Linked DNA regions of Homo sapiens: region 1 is linked to region 2. A link is a loop called in an ENCODE intact Hi-C map of the cell type or tissue named here. Cell type or tissue: K562. All regions are shown on one strand.

The links. Peaks named below come from ENCODE experiments on the same cell type or tissue, not always from the same donor. Only the 100,000 strongest peaks of a DNase experiment are listed, where the experiment ranks them.
Region 1: it touches region 2 in a loop (4-fold over the local background); 9 of 110 quality-filtered maps call a loop at or near these places.

Annotation. Positions count from the first base shown.
Region 1 is chr1:11,878,909-11,886,908 of GRCh38, reverse strand. It overlaps the pseudogene SBF1P2. Among named protein-coding and RNA genes, the nearest start is that of NPPB, 24 kb to the right of the region's middle. RefSeq lists enhancers at 1-1,438, 3,034-3,661, 3,662-4,291, 6,221-6,721. In K562, a CTCF peak has its summit at 4,752 (motif pointing left); DNase peaks (open chromatin) are centred at 3,838, 4,688, 5,588 and 7,151.
Region 2 is chr1:11,659,291-11,667,290 of GRCh38, reverse strand. FBXO44 (F-box protein 44) reads right to left here. Exons shown (of 6, transcript NM_033182.7): 6 at 3,964-6,161. The coding sequence ends at 6,018. FBXO6 (F-box protein 6) reads right to left here and starts at 3,091. Exons shown (of 6, transcript NM_018438.6): 1 at 3,036-3,091. RefSeq lists an enhancer at 2,516-2,565 and silencers at 2,686-2,755, 2,806-3,025. In K562, a CTCF peak has its summit at 3,098; DNase peaks (open chromatin) are centred at 2,630 and 3,100; H3K4me3 peaks cover 1,298 bases.

The sequences.
Region 1 (8,000 bases), 220 kb before region 2:
GTGTCTCCCAGGCTGGAGTGCAGTGGCACGATCTCAGCTCACTGTAACCCCCATCTCCCAGGTTCAAGCGATTCTCTGCCTCAGCCTCCTGAGTAGTTGGTATTATAGGCATGCGCCACCACACCCCACTAATTTTTTGGATTTTTTAGTAGAGATGGGGTTTCGCCATGTTGGCCAGACTGGTCTCGAACTCCTGACCCCAAGTGATCTGCCTGCCTTGGCCTCCCAAAGTACTGGGATTACAGGTGTGAGCCACTGTGCCCAGCCCAAGACTTTCTTTCTTTGTCTCCTCCTCTGGCCTCAGAGGAAGCTGGGGAAGTCCTTACAGAGCCGACTTCCTGGGGTGAGGCGCCAAAGGGCTCTTAGTCCCGCTGCTCGGAGATGGAGGCGACCCCTCTCCCTCCTCTCAGGGCCCCGGCCTGGAGTCCAAGGCTTCATCATTTGCCTTTCCTCTTAGCCCAAGGTGTTTTCCCTGGAGAGGGAGGGTGGCAAATTTGATCCTGTCCCCACACTCCTGTTTAAATTCCCTTAGCGACTGCTCATGGCCCTGGGATGGGGTCTGAATTTATCACCGTCCAGAAGGCCCCACAAATTCCAGCCCTGCCCAGCTCTCACTCCAAGCCCTAGACCCGTGACCATCTCTCCTGTTTTCCAACACACCAAGTTCACACCCTCTCCTCCTCGCCCAGCTGAGTCCCACTTACTCAATGTAATGTGAGACAATGGAAATGTCCCTTCCCTAGAGAGGCCTGCCCAGGCCAGGACATTAGGCTCAGGCTTATTGCCATCTGTTCTTGTAGGACCGTTTTTGCTGTGTGCTGGTGCTCCCCATCAGAACATCAGCTCCATGGAATCTGCCTGCTGTTGTAACTCCAGTGCTTGGCACAAAGCCGGGGCTCAGAGATACACGTTGCCCTCGTTGAGGTGGAAACCAAGAGGGAAGTGCCCTGGTCACTCTTGGACAATGGGGGCCTAGAAATGCAGGGAGGTGGCTGTCACAGACAGGCTACCTGGGCAAAGGAGACTTGGTCTACCAAAGGAGGCCAGAAGGATGACACCATGGGAGGGTGCACTGCTGGAATGGGGCTTGGGGACAATGTCCACCGGTCTCACCCACAGGGCTGTCCGTGGCTCAGCGGTCAGCCCCAGCAGGTCCCCTGTCCTGCCCTGCTCTTTAGCCTGACTCCGTGGCACCTCTCCGAGACCAAAGCCGACAAGCAGATGGGCCTTGAATCAGGCTCGGAGGGTGAGCTGGGGTTTCCGTAGCAAAGGTAGAGGGAAGTGCTCAGGAAAATGATGAACATGTTTCCCCAAAAACTGGCATAGTTGTTCCCCTCAGAACCCCCATACTGTCTCCTGGATATGAGTAGAGATGGCTCAGTGCCTGTGGGGGCTCAGAGCCTGACCCTCCCTACCCCAGGTCCCACTGTCACATGCTTAGGCTTGTTAAACACTCAGACGGGTGCGGTGGCTCATGCCTGTAATCCCAGCACTTTGGGAGGCCGAGGCGGGAGGATCGCTTGAGTCCAGGAGTTTGAGATCAGCCTGGGCAGCATGGCAAGACTCCGTTTCTATTTTTTTAAATTAAAAAATTAAAAATTAAAAATAAAAATAAAACACACCCAGAAAAGCTGTGTTGAGTTGAATGGGGCTGCATCAGCTTTGCTTGGCTGGCTCTCTCCCAGCTCCTGCTAAGACACATTTGTCTGGGGCAGTTCTGGTTTACATCCATCCATTGGGGGGCTTTTTAACACAACCCATGTCATACCAACGCATCCTGGTTTGGAATTTATGTTACATGGTTATGCTATTAGGTCTAAATATGTTCATATGGAATTATCTCTAAGACAATTTAGTAATTAAATAACTTAATAATTTAAGTAGTACAAATATGCAAAAAAATTGCATGTGCTTGTGCTGTAGAGGAAAATTCATGAAGGAGGCATAAGAAATTGATCAGCGATGCCTGGGAGGGGAGTAGGTGGGAGCTGAGGGACTGGGAGTTCGATGGGAGGGAGTTACCTTTAATTGTGCGTCCTCTTCTATATATACAGGATATATAGAATCATATGTATATACATATATGGGTGTGTTTTTCTTGTTTTTTGTTTTTTGTTTTTGTTTTTTTTTTTTTTGAGACAGAGTCTCACTCTGTCACCCAGACTGGAATGCAGTGGCATGATCTCAGCTCACTACAACATCTGCCTCCCGGTTTAAGCGATTCTCATGCCTCAGTCTCCTAATAGCTGGGACCACAAGTGCACACCACCATGTCCGGCTAATTTTTTGTCTTTTTATTAGAGATGGGGTTTCACTATGTTGCTCAGGCTGGTCTCAAACTCCTGGCCTCACGCGATCCTCTGGCCTCAGTTTCCCAAAGTGCTGGGATTACAGGTGTGAGCCGCCATGCCTGGCATGATTTCTACTACTTTTTGAGAAAAGTAAACTTGAGTTACTTTTTCTCAAAAAAAATAAAATAAAATAAAGGGCCCGGCGCAGTGGCTCACGCCTGTAATCCCAGTGCTTTGGGAGGCTGAGGCAGGTGGATCACAAGGTCAGGAGATCGAGACCATCCTGGCTAACACGGTGAAACCCCGTCTCTACTAAAAATACGAAAAATTAGCCGGGCGTGGTGGTGGGCGCCTGTAGTCCCAGCTACTCGGGAGGCTGAGGCAGGAGAGTGGTGTGAACCCAGGAGGCAGAGCTTGCAGTGAGCCAAGATGGCGCCACTGCACTCCAGCCTGGGTGACAGAGCAAGACTCCGTCTCAAACAACAAAAAAGCAAAAACAAACAAAAAAACCTCCACTGCACGCCCCTCACCCCTCTAGCCTGAACCCCCAGGTTTATATTATATGGCTTGGGGCTTCTTACTTTGTTATTTTTCTACCACTGATTTCTGAGGTTTGGTGGGAAACTTGGTGACATCTGGGCTTTGTAATTAATAAAATACAAAGCAAAAAACCCGACAAAACATGTTTGGTCTTTCTCTGTTTTGACTACACATTCCTCGAGGGCAGGGACATTTGGGGGTCGCCTTCGTCCAACAGTGGTGAGTTCATGGTAGGTGTGAACAGGTGTTTGCTAAACTAAGCCCAGGACGGTGAGAAGGGCGAGCGGGTCCCTCACCAGCAAGAGCCCTGGAGGATCTCTTAGGGGTGCCTGTCCCTGGCTGCCTGCCCACCTTTTCCAAGAGGCCTTTCTAACTCTCCTACCAGAGCCGGCAGACTGGGTCCATCCTGGAGCCCGCTTGGTGGGCTGTGGTGAGTGGAGGTTTTCCACACCACGGGAAGTAGCCCAGGCTTGATGAACGATGACTTCCCGGGCGAGGGATGGAGAACATTGTACCCACTCACGTGCGGGCACAGGTGATCCCGGCTGGAGCAAAGACTCTCATAGTTTGCTTCCTGCTTGGCCGTGACAATGACCCAGGCTCTCAGCCCCCATGCACTTGCACACTCCCCTCAGGGCCACATGGGGTGGGCTGGAGAATCCCAGGAATGTGTTGGAGCTGCTGACAGCACTTCATGCTCTGCGTGTGATCGGCCCATGTGACTTCCTCAGGGAACTGTGTGCCTGGTGGGCTCCAGCACCCCTATCCTGAATCTCCCAGGTCTTCTGATCCCCAGCGCTGGTGCTTAAGAGCGGGATGGGGTTGGGGGGATGCAGAGATGAAATGTAATGGGCAAATCTGCTTGCCCATGGCCACTCCACTTTGTTCTTCATCCAGGGAGGGGTGGCCTAGGCATGGTGGCCAGGGCTTGGCTGTGCACAGGGAACAGGAAGCCGTGAGTGGGAGTGGCCAGGGGAGGCGGGTGGCGCTCACTGCCTACAGCAGGTGTGGCCATGGTGCTGACAGGTCCAGCTTATCAGGGCTGGAGGCCCAGGCTCCAGACGTGCAGGCTGTGGGGCTTTATCAGCCTTTAGAGCGCCAGAGTTTGTGGCAATCCTGCCAGCCATGGGTGCTGACAGCCAGGAGCTAGGCGGAGTACAGCTTCCTCTCTTGGCCTCCCTGCTCCCAGCCTCAAGGCCGGGGTTCACACTGCAGGGACATTTGAGGAGAGGAGAGATGGCAGGGAGGAGAGGGAGGAGGAGATGGGCCCAGAAGCTTGTTTCTCCTCCAGAGATTTTATTTATTTTATTTTTAAAGGAAATGTCTCTGAGTTTTATATATATATATATTTGTCTTTTTGTTTGTTTTGTTTTGTTTTTAAAGACAGGGTCTTGCTCTGTTGCCTAGGCTGGAGTGCAGTAGTGCGATCACAGCTCACTGCAGCCTCGACCTTCCGCAAGGTTTTAAAACGTGTTCATACCTTCACAAAAACTGACACCTGCTTACTGCAACAAGTGAAATTATTTTAAAAGGGCTGAGGAGCTTTGAGGGGAGAAAGGAGGAGGTGAATGAGAGGGGGATGGAGAAGCACTAAGAACAAAATCCAGCCCCTTCCCCCTTTCCCCAGCTGCCTCCTAAGCTGTCTCAGAGCTCTCCTCGAGCTGCCCTCCATGTGAGTTTCCTAAACCGTCTCGAAGCTCTCCTCCTGCGTCTGTATGAGTTTCCTGCGGCTGCTGTGTCAAATTGCCAACAACTCGGTGGCGTAAAACAAGACAGATGTATTATCTTATAGCTCCGGAGGCCAGAAGTCTAAAATCAGTATCCCTGGGCTGAAGTCGAGGTGTGGCAGGGCCGCCCTCTCTGGAGGCTGTCAGGGGAATACTTCCTGGCCTCTGCCGGCCTCTGGTGGCTCCAGGTGTTCCTTGGCTTGTGGCCGCATCACCCCAGTCTCTGCCTCCGTGGTCACACTGCCTTCCCTGCTTCTGTGTGTGGTGGTGTCGCCCTCTGCCTCCCTCTTGTATAATAAGAACACTTGTGATCATATTTAGGGTCCATTGCATAATCCAGGATGGTCTTCCCATCTCCGGAGCCTTAATTTAGTCACCACTGCAAAAGTTTAGTCACCTCTGCAAAGTCTGTTTATTGCCATATAAGGTGAGATTCCCAGGTTGCAGGGATTAGGGAGTGGACGTCTTTGCGAGGGCATTAATTAGCCCACCTACCCTCCCTCTCCAGCCCCACCAGCCTGCCAGGGCTCCTCAAACCACTACATTCCTTCCACCCCTGCCTCCTCAAGCGCTGGCTTTGGCTCTGTCCTCTGCTGGGATGCTCTTCCCCGAACCCTGGCTCCTCCTTATTCCCCTGAGCTCAGTTTAAACATCACCTCCTTGATGACAACCTCTGACCCATTCCAAGAAAAGAGGTGTGCCCAGTTACCCTTTGTGCCTGGCACATAGTAGCTGCCCACTGCAAAAGTGTTGGTGACTGACAGGCATAGAAACCTGAGCACTCGACAGCCCTGAAGGGGAAGCCTGGCTTCCTGATGCCTGGAACGTTCCTTGAGCCTTTCCTTGCCTTTGTTCTCCCACACCTGGGCAGAGGCCATCCATGTTGGGCAGAGTTCGAGGTCTATGTCTGCACTGGCCTAGGCCTCAGGGGATGGGGCCCTGGTTTTTTTCCCACCAAAGCCCATAGAGTAGAATGGGGTGGGGAGGGGAGGGGAGCGGAGGGGAGGGGCAGCACACATGTCAGCTTCCGCTGTGGGCCCTGGACAGGAAAGGTCACTGAAGGGACAGCGTCTCAGGGCCCAGCTCTGCAACATCTGGCTCACGGCCTGCCTTCCCAGCATGTCCCAGAGGCCCTTGAGGACAGAGTGGCAGGTGACAGCACTGACATTAGTGCCAGACTTCCTGGGCCACTGCCACCCACAGGGAGGGGCTTTGGGGAAGGCATCTGGCCTTTCTGTGTCCAGTATAATAAAAATAAGAGCCAACTTTTATGGAACACTGACTCAGCTCCAGGCTGTGCTCATTCAGTCCTCGCAGTCACTGAGATAATGGACTTCAGTGTGTAGAACCATTCATGGCAGCTGATATGTGCCCAAGAAACTGAGTTATTTCCCGGGGGCTCTTTGAAGGCTCTTGGTGTTTATCTGAACACAGAAGATGGAAGGGGGGAAAGATGGAGGCGGGAGGGAGGGAGAGAGGGACCAGGCTGCAGGGTCAAATGTCCTGGAATAAGTGCTTCAGTTCCCTGGAGGTGATTTCTGGATGATTTGTCTTGCTCTGTATGATTTCTTTATGTATTTATTATTTTTTTTTGGCATTAGCTCTCTGTTTATATAGACTCTGGTTCTAGAAACAACTCGCCTGCAGCCGGCTGGCTGGACCAGCACACGCTGACAGGGCTGGGCTATTTACAGGCCCATTGCGGGCTGTACCTTGGTCACCTCCAGGGACAGTGCTCAGCTGTGACCCCAAAATAAGTTAGGGCCAGCTGGGTGGGGCGGGGCGGGATGGGGCAGGGGCTGTATGCACCATGTGCTGGGGGCTCAGGGCCTCAATATTGTTGAGGGCTGGGGCAGTAAAGATGGCTGGGGCAGCCCTGCCCACCCCTAGTGGTCAGTAACGACCGGAAGCAGAGCAGCTGGGCGGGGCCGGGAGGCTCAGGTGTCTGACAGGCAGCTCTGGATCCCGTCCACCCACTGCTGGGCCAAGGGCATATCCTGGGCACAGATGTTGTAAACGCAAAGTGTTGTCTTCACGTCAAAGAAAGCCTTCTCATCCATGGTCTTAGGGCGTGCCCCTGCCACAGCCTCCACCTCCGCCAGTCGATGACACCCTTGCACTCTGTGTCCACACAGTGGTTGCAGTAGCACAGCTGGTGCTGGTCTTGTCCAACATGAACCAGCGGGCCTTCCAAGGCTTCATGAAGGCCTCCTTCTTCTACAGAGTGCCCTCGTTGGACCCGTTCTCACTCTCAGCTCTCTGGAACTGGCTGCACAGGGTGCTGGTGCTGTGGCGGGCAGCCTGGCAGGAGCCAGAAGCGGTCGAGCCACTACTCTGGTCGCTGTCCAGGCTGAGGCTCAGGGTGGAGCCCACGGGCCCCTCCGGCAGTCACACACCCAGGAACGGTGGTGGTGGGGTGCAGTGGACACTAGAAGGGAGCTAGGGGTGCCACTTCCGTCTGGCCAGCCTTCCAGGCGCTGTGCAGCCTTCACCTGGTCCCAGGTGTCCTTCCATCACTGAGGGCATTAGCCCAGCTCTGTCTCCAGCCTCTGCAGCTCCTCCAGCAGAAGTGAGATAGCATCAGGCTGGGGTCAGGGGCAGCTGTCGTAGCAGGGCCACGCCACGCGGTGCCTGCACTGGGGAGCACCTCCGTCAGACCGTTCTTCCTCCAGGGGCCCAGGGGGCCCCTGGGCCAGTTCCCAGTCATAGGGAGGGCCCTTGGCCAGTATCTCCTCAGTGTAGAAATCCCACACCTTCAGGTTGGACACGTTGCTGTAGGGCTGCGGGAGCTCTGTGTCCTCGGGTGCATGCATGTAATTGTAGAACATGGGCGTCCTCTTGCTCAGCCGGTCCACACACTCCCACAAAGACCTGCACAGCAGCTGGCCCCTGCGTTCCCCCTTCTCCTCATACAGCAGCCCCAGCTCAATGCTCTCAGGGTCAGAGTCAAGTAGGAAGGTCCGGAACGGCGGGACATATGGTGGCAGCCGAGGAACCTGAGGTAGAACTGGCTGAACTCAAACTCCATGGAGAACTGCAGATGGACCTGGTGTTACACAGTCCAGGAACTACAGGAAGGCAGGTGTGAAGCCGCTGCTCTGCCCAGCCAGGGTGTGGGCTCCACGGTGGCTGAAGGGATGACTGAAGGACAACCACTTCTTCTCCACTGGCAGGCGGAAGCTCTCCAGCGTGCAATAGAAGGGGTCTGAGAGCAGCTGCACCAAGGATACCACCTGGGAGGTGATGTCCCAGCCATCCTCCAGGCCCACCAGCACAGAGGAGTCTGAATCCAGGGGCTCCACCACCAGCACTGGCACCTGCAGCAGCTTGTGGATTGGGGTCAGCCGCTCCGAGTCCTCCAGCAAGCACAGGAAGGAGGCTGGGCTGGGCTCAGCAGCGGGGCAGCCCGGGACACATGCCTTCAGCAGCTTCTTGAAGTTGG
Region 2 (8,000 bases):
GGTGGGGGTTGGCCGGCAGCCAGGGCTCTGCACTGTCACTCAGGTGGGCCTCATCTGCTTACACATGAGGAGAGAATGTTCTCCACCTACAAGCAGGGAAACAGAACCTTGCTGGCCTCTTTTTTTTTTTCTTCCCCCCCACCCCGAGACAGTTTCACTCTTGTTGCCCAGGCTGGAGTGCAATGGCGTGATCTCGGCTCACTGCAATCTCCACCTCCTGGGTTCAAGCAATTCTCCAGCCTCAGCCTCTCAAGTAACTGTGATTACAGGTGCCCGCCACCACACCCAGCTAATTTTTGTATTTTTAGTAGAGACAGGGTTTCACCATGTTGGCCAGGCTGGTTTTGAACTCCTGACCTCAGGTGATCCACCCGCCTCAGCCTCCTGAAGTCTGGGATTACAGGTGTGAGCCACTGTACCCAGCCTTTTGCTGTGGCCTCTTCTGATTTTCCATAGAGGCTTGGCCAAAGCAGCAGTTCATGGTCTTCTGAAGGCTCCCATCTCAGAAAACAGGAGGGTGGGTGCATGCTCACTTCTGCCCAGGGAGGAACACTTTACATGGCAGAGAAAACAGGTGAGGTACTTGTGCCTCGTGAAAAATGCTTTGCAGGCCGGGTGCGGTGGCTCAAGCCTGTAACCCCAGCCCTTTGGGAGGCCGAGGGGTGCGGATCACAAGGTCAGAAGTTCGAGACCAGCCTGGCCAACACAGTGAAACCCCATCTCTACTAAAAATACAAAAAAATTAGCCAGGCGTGGTGGTGTGCACCTGTAATCTCAGCTACTCAGGAGGCTGAGGCAGGAGAATCGTGTGAACCTGGGAGGCGGAGGTTGTGGTGAGCCGAGATTGCACCACTGCACTCCAGCCTGGGTGACAGTACAAGGCACCGTCTCAAAAAAAAAAAAAAAGAAAAGAAAAAAGGCTTTGCAACCTTGGCAACACAGGGAGGCCCCGTCTCTATAAATAGTGAAAAAATTCGCCGGGCATAGTGGCGAGTGCCTATGGTCCTAGCTACTTGGGAGGTTATGGCGTCAGGATCTTCTGAGCCCAGGAGGTCAAGGCTGCAGTAGCTCACAGGTGTGAGCCACCGAACCCAGCCCCTCAGATTTTTCTACCTTACAGTCCATGAGGCCTGCCGAGGTCACACTCTAGGGAAAGAAGGAGCCTGCTGGAGCAGAGTGAGCCATGATTGCTCCATGGCACTCCAGCCTGGGCAACAGAGCAAAACTGTCTCAAAAAAAAAAAAAAAAAAAAAGAGAAAAGAAAAATGCTTTGATGGAAAAAAAAAATAACAAAAAAACCCAATGTGGCCAAGTCTTCTAAGTTCTGAGAAGCAACTGTAAGCATTTGAAAAAAAATGTAAAAGTTGTCAATTAAAAATGCTTGTAGTCTAGGCAACATAGTGAGACTCTGTCTCTAGAAAAAAAGAAATTAGGTCGGGTGCACAGACTCAGGCCTGTATTCCCAGCACTTCGGTAGGCCGAGGCGGGCGGATCACAAGATCAGGAGTTCGAGACCAGCCTGGCCAATATGGCGAAACCCCGTCTCTACTAAAAATACAAAAATTAGCTGGGCGTGGTGGCGGACGCCTGTAGTCCCAGCTACTCGGGAGGGTGAGGCAGGAGAATCACCTGAACCCGGGAAGCGGAGGTTGCAGTGAGCCGAGATCGTGCCACTGCACTCCAGCCTGGGCAACAGAGTGAGAATCTGTCTCAAAAAAAAAAAAAAAAAAAAAAAAGGCCGGGCGCGGTGGCTCACGCCTGTAATCCCAGCACTTTGGGAGGCCGAGGTGGGCGGATCACGAGGTTAGGAGATCGAGACCGTCCTGGCTAACACAGTGAAACTCCATCTCTACTAAAAATACAAAAAATTAGCCGGGCTTGGTTGCAGGTGCCTGTAGTCCCAGCTACTCGAGAAGCAGGTGCCTGTAGTCCCAGCTACTCGGGAGGCTGAGGCAGGAGGACGGCCTGAACCCGGGAGGCGGAGCTTGCAGTGAGCTGAGATCGCGCCACTGCACTCCAGCCTGGGCGACAGAGCGACACTCCGTCTCAAAAAAAAAAAAAAAAAAAAAAAAAAAGAAATTAGCTAGGCCTGGTGGCCCGTGCCTGTAGTCCCAGCTATGCAGGAGGCTGAGGCAGGAGGAACGCTTGAGCCCAGGAAGTCGAGGCTGCAGTGAGCCGTGATCATGCCACTGCACTCCAGCCTGGGTGACAGAGCAAGACTCTGCCATAAATAAATAAATAAATAAATGCTGGCAGCTTCTAAAGGCACTGTCTAGACTCTAGACGAAATAAAAGTCACTGGGCTCCAAGCTAGAGGCATCTAGGCACCAATAGCTTCCCACCGTGGTGACCGAAGTCTGGTCTCTGGCCCAGTCCGCATTTTCTTGCGCCCCTTCCCCCCCCCGGCCCTGGGCATTTTGTGGTGGGGAAGTCCATGCCAGCCCTAGGAAGCCCTCTCACACCGATCGGGGTCCCCAACTGCCCGGCCCGGCGTCTCGTGCTCGCCTTCTCCGCACCCACCCTCCCAGCAAGCTCTAGTGGCATTGTTACTTCACCGGTTTCTCGGAAACAGAAACTGTGGCTGGGGCAAGGCAAGCGCCGGATCTCGCAGGCGTGTGGGGGCCTGGAGGTCCCTTGACAGTTCTCCGAACCCGGCGCCGGCCTCGGGATGTGGCCGGGGTGGAGGCGGCCGCAGAGCCTCCGCCTGGGTGGCCCCGGGGCCAGGCCCCCAGTCGAAGTCCGGGCCCAGCCGCCCGCGCCCCCCACCCCTGGCCGCCCGGACCAGCGCCCGCAGGCTCCGTGAACGCCCAGGCGCCGGAGACCCCGGCTCCCCACTCGCCCGCCGCCCGTCCCCCCGGGGACGCGACCTGGGCGCAGCGGCGGAGCTCCAGGTCGGCCCGAGCCTACGGCCTCGGCTTCGTTGTCGCTGGGCCCCGCCGCCGCGTCACGCGCTGCGCTCGGTCCCCACCCCCGCCCCGGACCCCGCTGCCGTCCCTCTCGGCCCGGCCCCTAACCCTCGCCGCGGGAAGACGAACCTGGGATCCCCAGGGCCCGGGCCCTCGCTGCGGCCTGCGTGTCCTGAAGCTGTCTCCCCCTCCAGGCGGCGGGCGGCTCAGCACCCACACCTGCACCCGCCTCCTACGCAGGGCCGAAGCTCCCGAACGCGCGGCCGCTCCCCGGACCTCCGCACTAGTTCCTTCCTTATGCGGCCCAGGGCTCCACCCTTGACCCGCGGTCCCCTCCCTAGAGGCAGGACCTGACACCCAGTGGGCTCCTTCTTTCCCTAGGGCGTGACCTCCGCAGGCTTCATAGACTCAAAGGTAAAAAACCTGAGGTGCTAGGAGGTGGCTAACGCCTGTGATCCCAGCACTTTGGGAGGCCGAGGTGGGGAGGATCGCTTGAGGTCAGGAGTTCGAGACCAGCCTGGCCAACATGGCAAAAACCCTGTCTCTACTAAATATACAAAAATTAGCCGGGCGTGGTGGCACAGGTCTATAATCCCAGCTCCTCCGGAGGCTGAGGTGGGAGAATCGCTTGAACCTGGGAGGCTGCAGTGAGTGGAGACTGTACCACTGCACTGCAGCCTGGGCGACAGAGCCAGACCTTGTCTCAAAAAATAAAAAACCTCTGAGGTTTTTTATCAGGATTAAGTTCATGAATTTCTTCCATCAGTCAACAAATATTTAGCAAGCACCTTGTTCAGGCAACCACCAAGGGTTGTGCAGGCTGTGTACTGCACAAGGGGACTGGCCCAGGACACATTAATTGCAGTCAGGGCTACATGTTCTCCGTGGAAGGCCGTCCTTTTGCAGTTTGCCATGGGCTGGTGGGTGGTGATCCTGCCCTGGCCAAAGCCCTTATCTAGCTCACCCTTGACTGAGATAGCTAAATGTGAGGAGTACTTATTGAGCACTGGATTATAGTCCATGTTCACACTGCTATAAAGAAATACCCGAGACTGGGTGATTTATAAAAGGAAAGAGGTTTAATTGACTTATAGTTCCATATGGCTGGGGAAGCCTCAAGAAACAATCGCTGGGCGCGGTGGCTCACGCCTGTAATCTCAGCACTTTGGGAGGTCGAGGTGGGTGGATCACGAGGTCAGGAGATTGAGACCACCCTGGCCAACATGGTGAAACTCCATCTCTACTAAAAATACAAACAAAATTAGCCGGGCATGGTGGTGGGCGCCTGTAGTCTCAGCTACTCCAGAGGCTGAGGCAGGTGAATGGCGCGAACCTGGGAGGCAGAGCTTGCAGTGAGCTGAGATTGCGCCACTGCACTCCAGCCTGGGCGACAGAGCGAGACTCCATCTCAAAAAAAAAAAAAAAAAAAAGAAAAGAAAAGAAAAAAGGAACTTACAATCATGGTGGTGGAAGGTGAAGGGGAAGCAACGACCTTCTTCACATGGCGGCAGGAGGGAGCCGGGGAAACCGTCACTTGTAAAACCATCAGATCTCGTGAGAACTCACTCACTATCATGAGAACAGCATGGGGGAAAACCGCTCCCATAATCCAATCACTTCCCACCAGGTCTCTCCCTAAACACCCAGGATTACCATTCAAGATGAGATGTGGGTGGGGACACAAAGCTTAACCATATCACGCACCAACTGTGTGCCAGGCACCATTCTAAATGCTTCGGCTTCATCCAATGTCCGTAAAGCTGTTGGCAAAGAGTAACACCAGGAGGCAGAGCCTGGGTGGCACTGCTGATCTGGCACAAGGTGGACTCAAGAGCTGCCCAGAGATGTCCACACACCCCAACCCCAGCCTGTGGCTGGGCCTCCAGAGGAAGCCAGCAGTACTGGACGGCTGCCAGGTGAGATACCTGCAGCTCACTGAGGGGTCTGCCCATGAACCTGTTTCTGTGATGGCCTGGTTCCTGAAATGCCAACCCCTCTGTACCTTAGACAGAAGCCATGCCATTGTACCATCTGCAGGTCCAGGCAGGACCACCTAAAGTCTGCCTTTCCTTCCAGAAACCACAGGGCACAGGTTAGACTGGGCACACCTTTTATTTGGCTGCATGCAGTAGGGCGAAGTCAGGAGAACACTGCTATCTTTCCAGCAGGACAAGAGGCAAGTTCCAAGGGTGGTTGGCTGGGAGACAGAGGTCTTGGGAATGGCAGTTCTAGGGGTGGGGTGGGGGCTTGGAATGCTCTCCAAGCCAGAGGGGGCCGGGCCTGGATTTGGGAGGTGGACAGGGGATTCTTCAAACCCCCTACCATACTCATCCAGGGCTCATGTGTCCAGCTGTCAGAGCAGGTCCCAATCCTGCTCCCCATCTACCCTGGGACATCCTGTACAGGATTCCCTCAGTCCTCTGGGAACCTAACCCCACCTGGTACCCATCTAGCTTCTGGGGCTCCACTGACAGTGAGGACAGTCCACACCCGACCTGGACCCCACCCCACCCTGGGTCTGTCCATCTCAGTCCCGGCCTGAGCCTCTGGGCCAAAGCCACCTCTTCTGAGCAGGCAGGCAGAGCGAGAGACTGGGAGCAGCAGACAGGGGCAGAGCACGGCCCATGAGCCCACCCTCCACTTCCCAGATTGGTCAGAGTTACATGGTCACCTCCCTGCACCTGCACCATCAGGGCAGCTGCAAGCTTGCCAGTTGTCTTGCCTGTCCCTGCTCCGAGGGTCAAAGAACACAGGTAGAATGGTCCCAGGAGGGGAAGGGAGAGACAGATCCAGGCTGGCCTCCAAGCTCGACTTTCTGAGGGGCCCAGGGGAACATGCTGCACCTCCCACATCTCAGGTGCTCCGTCTCTGAAAGGGGCACACGCAGGCTTCCCCGGCCATCATTCAGGTCAAGACCTTTCGGGGAGAGCTGGCCCGACCCCAGCATGCGAGGGCTGCCCACACTGAGAGGCTCCACAAAGAAGAGGCTGCTAGGGGCAAGGGTTAGAGGTCTGGGGACACCTGGCCTCCACCTCCCCTTCCCAAGCCCAGCCCTTTTCTGACAGCAGTTGTTTACCAGTCAGGGTTCAGCAGATGGGGGCTCAGGGGGTGTCAGGGCAGCGGGGGCCCGATGGTGATGCTGCTGTTGGTGACCCTCGGGCCGTACCAGCCGGCCCAGTAATGAGTGTCCACGCCGCCGTGCTGAAACCAGATGTAGCGGACGCCGGGCGGGTAGTTGGAGAATGTGTGGGAGACCTGGCAGGGCAGGTAGAGGGGGGAGAAAGGTCAAGGGAGCTGACTCAGGCTGGGTGTGGCGGCTCACACCGGGAATCCCAGTACTTTGGGAGGCTGAGGTGGGAGGGTTGTTTGAGCCCAGGAGTTTGCAACTAGTCTTGTCGCAAACCAGAGAGTGAGATACCATCTCTACAAGAAAAAAAAAATTAGCCAGGCATGGTGGTGTGTGCCTGTAGTTCTAGGCAGGCTGAGGCAGGAGTACAGGCTAAAGTAGGAGTTCAAGACTGCAGTGAGCTGTGATCACGTCACTGCGCTCCAGCCTGGGCAACAGAGTGAGACCGTGTCTCTAAAAAACAAAAGAAATAAAAGATGAGCCTTAACAAAAAGGGTGGGAGCAGACTCTGAGTGTGGCACTGCCTGAGGGGGGCAGGGGAACAAGGAAGGGGCTGAGTTCTTGGTGCCAGCTAGAAATCAGTGGAGTTCTAGTTTGAACTCTGTGATTTGGGACAGACCAATTCCTTTCTCTGTGCTTCAGTTTCCTCATCTATAAAATGGAGCAAAATCCTGCTGGTCTACTCCACAGGATTATCATTCAGCCCAAAGGAATGGAAAGAAACTGCAAGCTGCCAAAGGATGTCCAATATACTCATCACGGGGCACATGTATTATTTAGGTTAAAATTAAGTAAAAGTGCCCGGCGCGGTGGCTCATGCCTGTAATCCCAGAACTTTGGGAGGCTGAGGCGGGTGGATCACCTGAGGTCGGGAGATGGAGACCAGCCTGACCAACATGGAGAAACCCCGTCTCTACTAAAAATACAAAATTAGCTGGCGTGGTGGCGCATGCCTGTAATCCCAGCTACTCAGGAGGCTGAGGCAGGAGAATCGTTTGAACCGGGAGGCAGAGGTTGTGGTGAGCTGAGATCGCGTCACTGCACTCCAACCTGGGTGACAGAGCGAGACTCCGTCTCAAAAAAGAAAAAAAAATTAAGTAAAATTAGATGAAATAAAAAATTCAGGTACTCAGTTGTACTAGGAACTGGCTCTTACTAACTGTTCAGTGGTCACATGTAGCTACTGGCTACCTTATGGATAGCATAGACACAGACCATTTCTATCACTACAGAAAGTTCTATTGGACAGGGCTGGGGTTGGCAAACGATGGCCTGCAGGCCCACTGCCTGTTTTTATAAATAAAGTTTTACTGGAACATAGCCATGTCCATTCGTTTACATATTGTCTAGAGCTGTTTTCACACAACAGCAGAGTTGGAGAGTTGAGTAATTGTGACAGAGACAATGTGACCTGCAAAGCCTAAAATATTCGTATCCGCCATTTTAAGAAAACATTTGCTAGGGCTGGGCACAGTGGCTCATGCCTGTAGTTCCAGCACTTTGGGAGGCTGAGGCAGAAGGATGACTTGAGGCCAGGAGTGCGAGACCAGCCTGGGCAACAAAGCAAAACTCCATCTCTACAAAAAAAAATTTTTTTTTTAATTAGTGGTGGTGCACACCTGTACTCCCAGCTACTCAGGATGCTGAGGCAGGAGGATGACTTGAGCCTAAGAGTTTGAGTCTGCAGTGAGCTATGAATGCGCCAGCCTGGGTGACAGAGACCCTGTCCCTAAAAATATGTTAAGTAAATTAAAACAAACAAACAAACAAACAAATATTTGCTGACCCCAGTCTAGAAAACAGTAGTAATCAATACTAGTAATTAGTAACAGTCAGTCAACCTTTTGGAATTTTTTTTCTTTTCTTTTCTTTTTTTGTTGAGATGGAGTTTCGCTCTTGTTGCCCAGGCTGGAGTGCAATGGCGCGATCTCGGCTCACGGCAACCTCCGCCTCCTGGATTCAAGCGA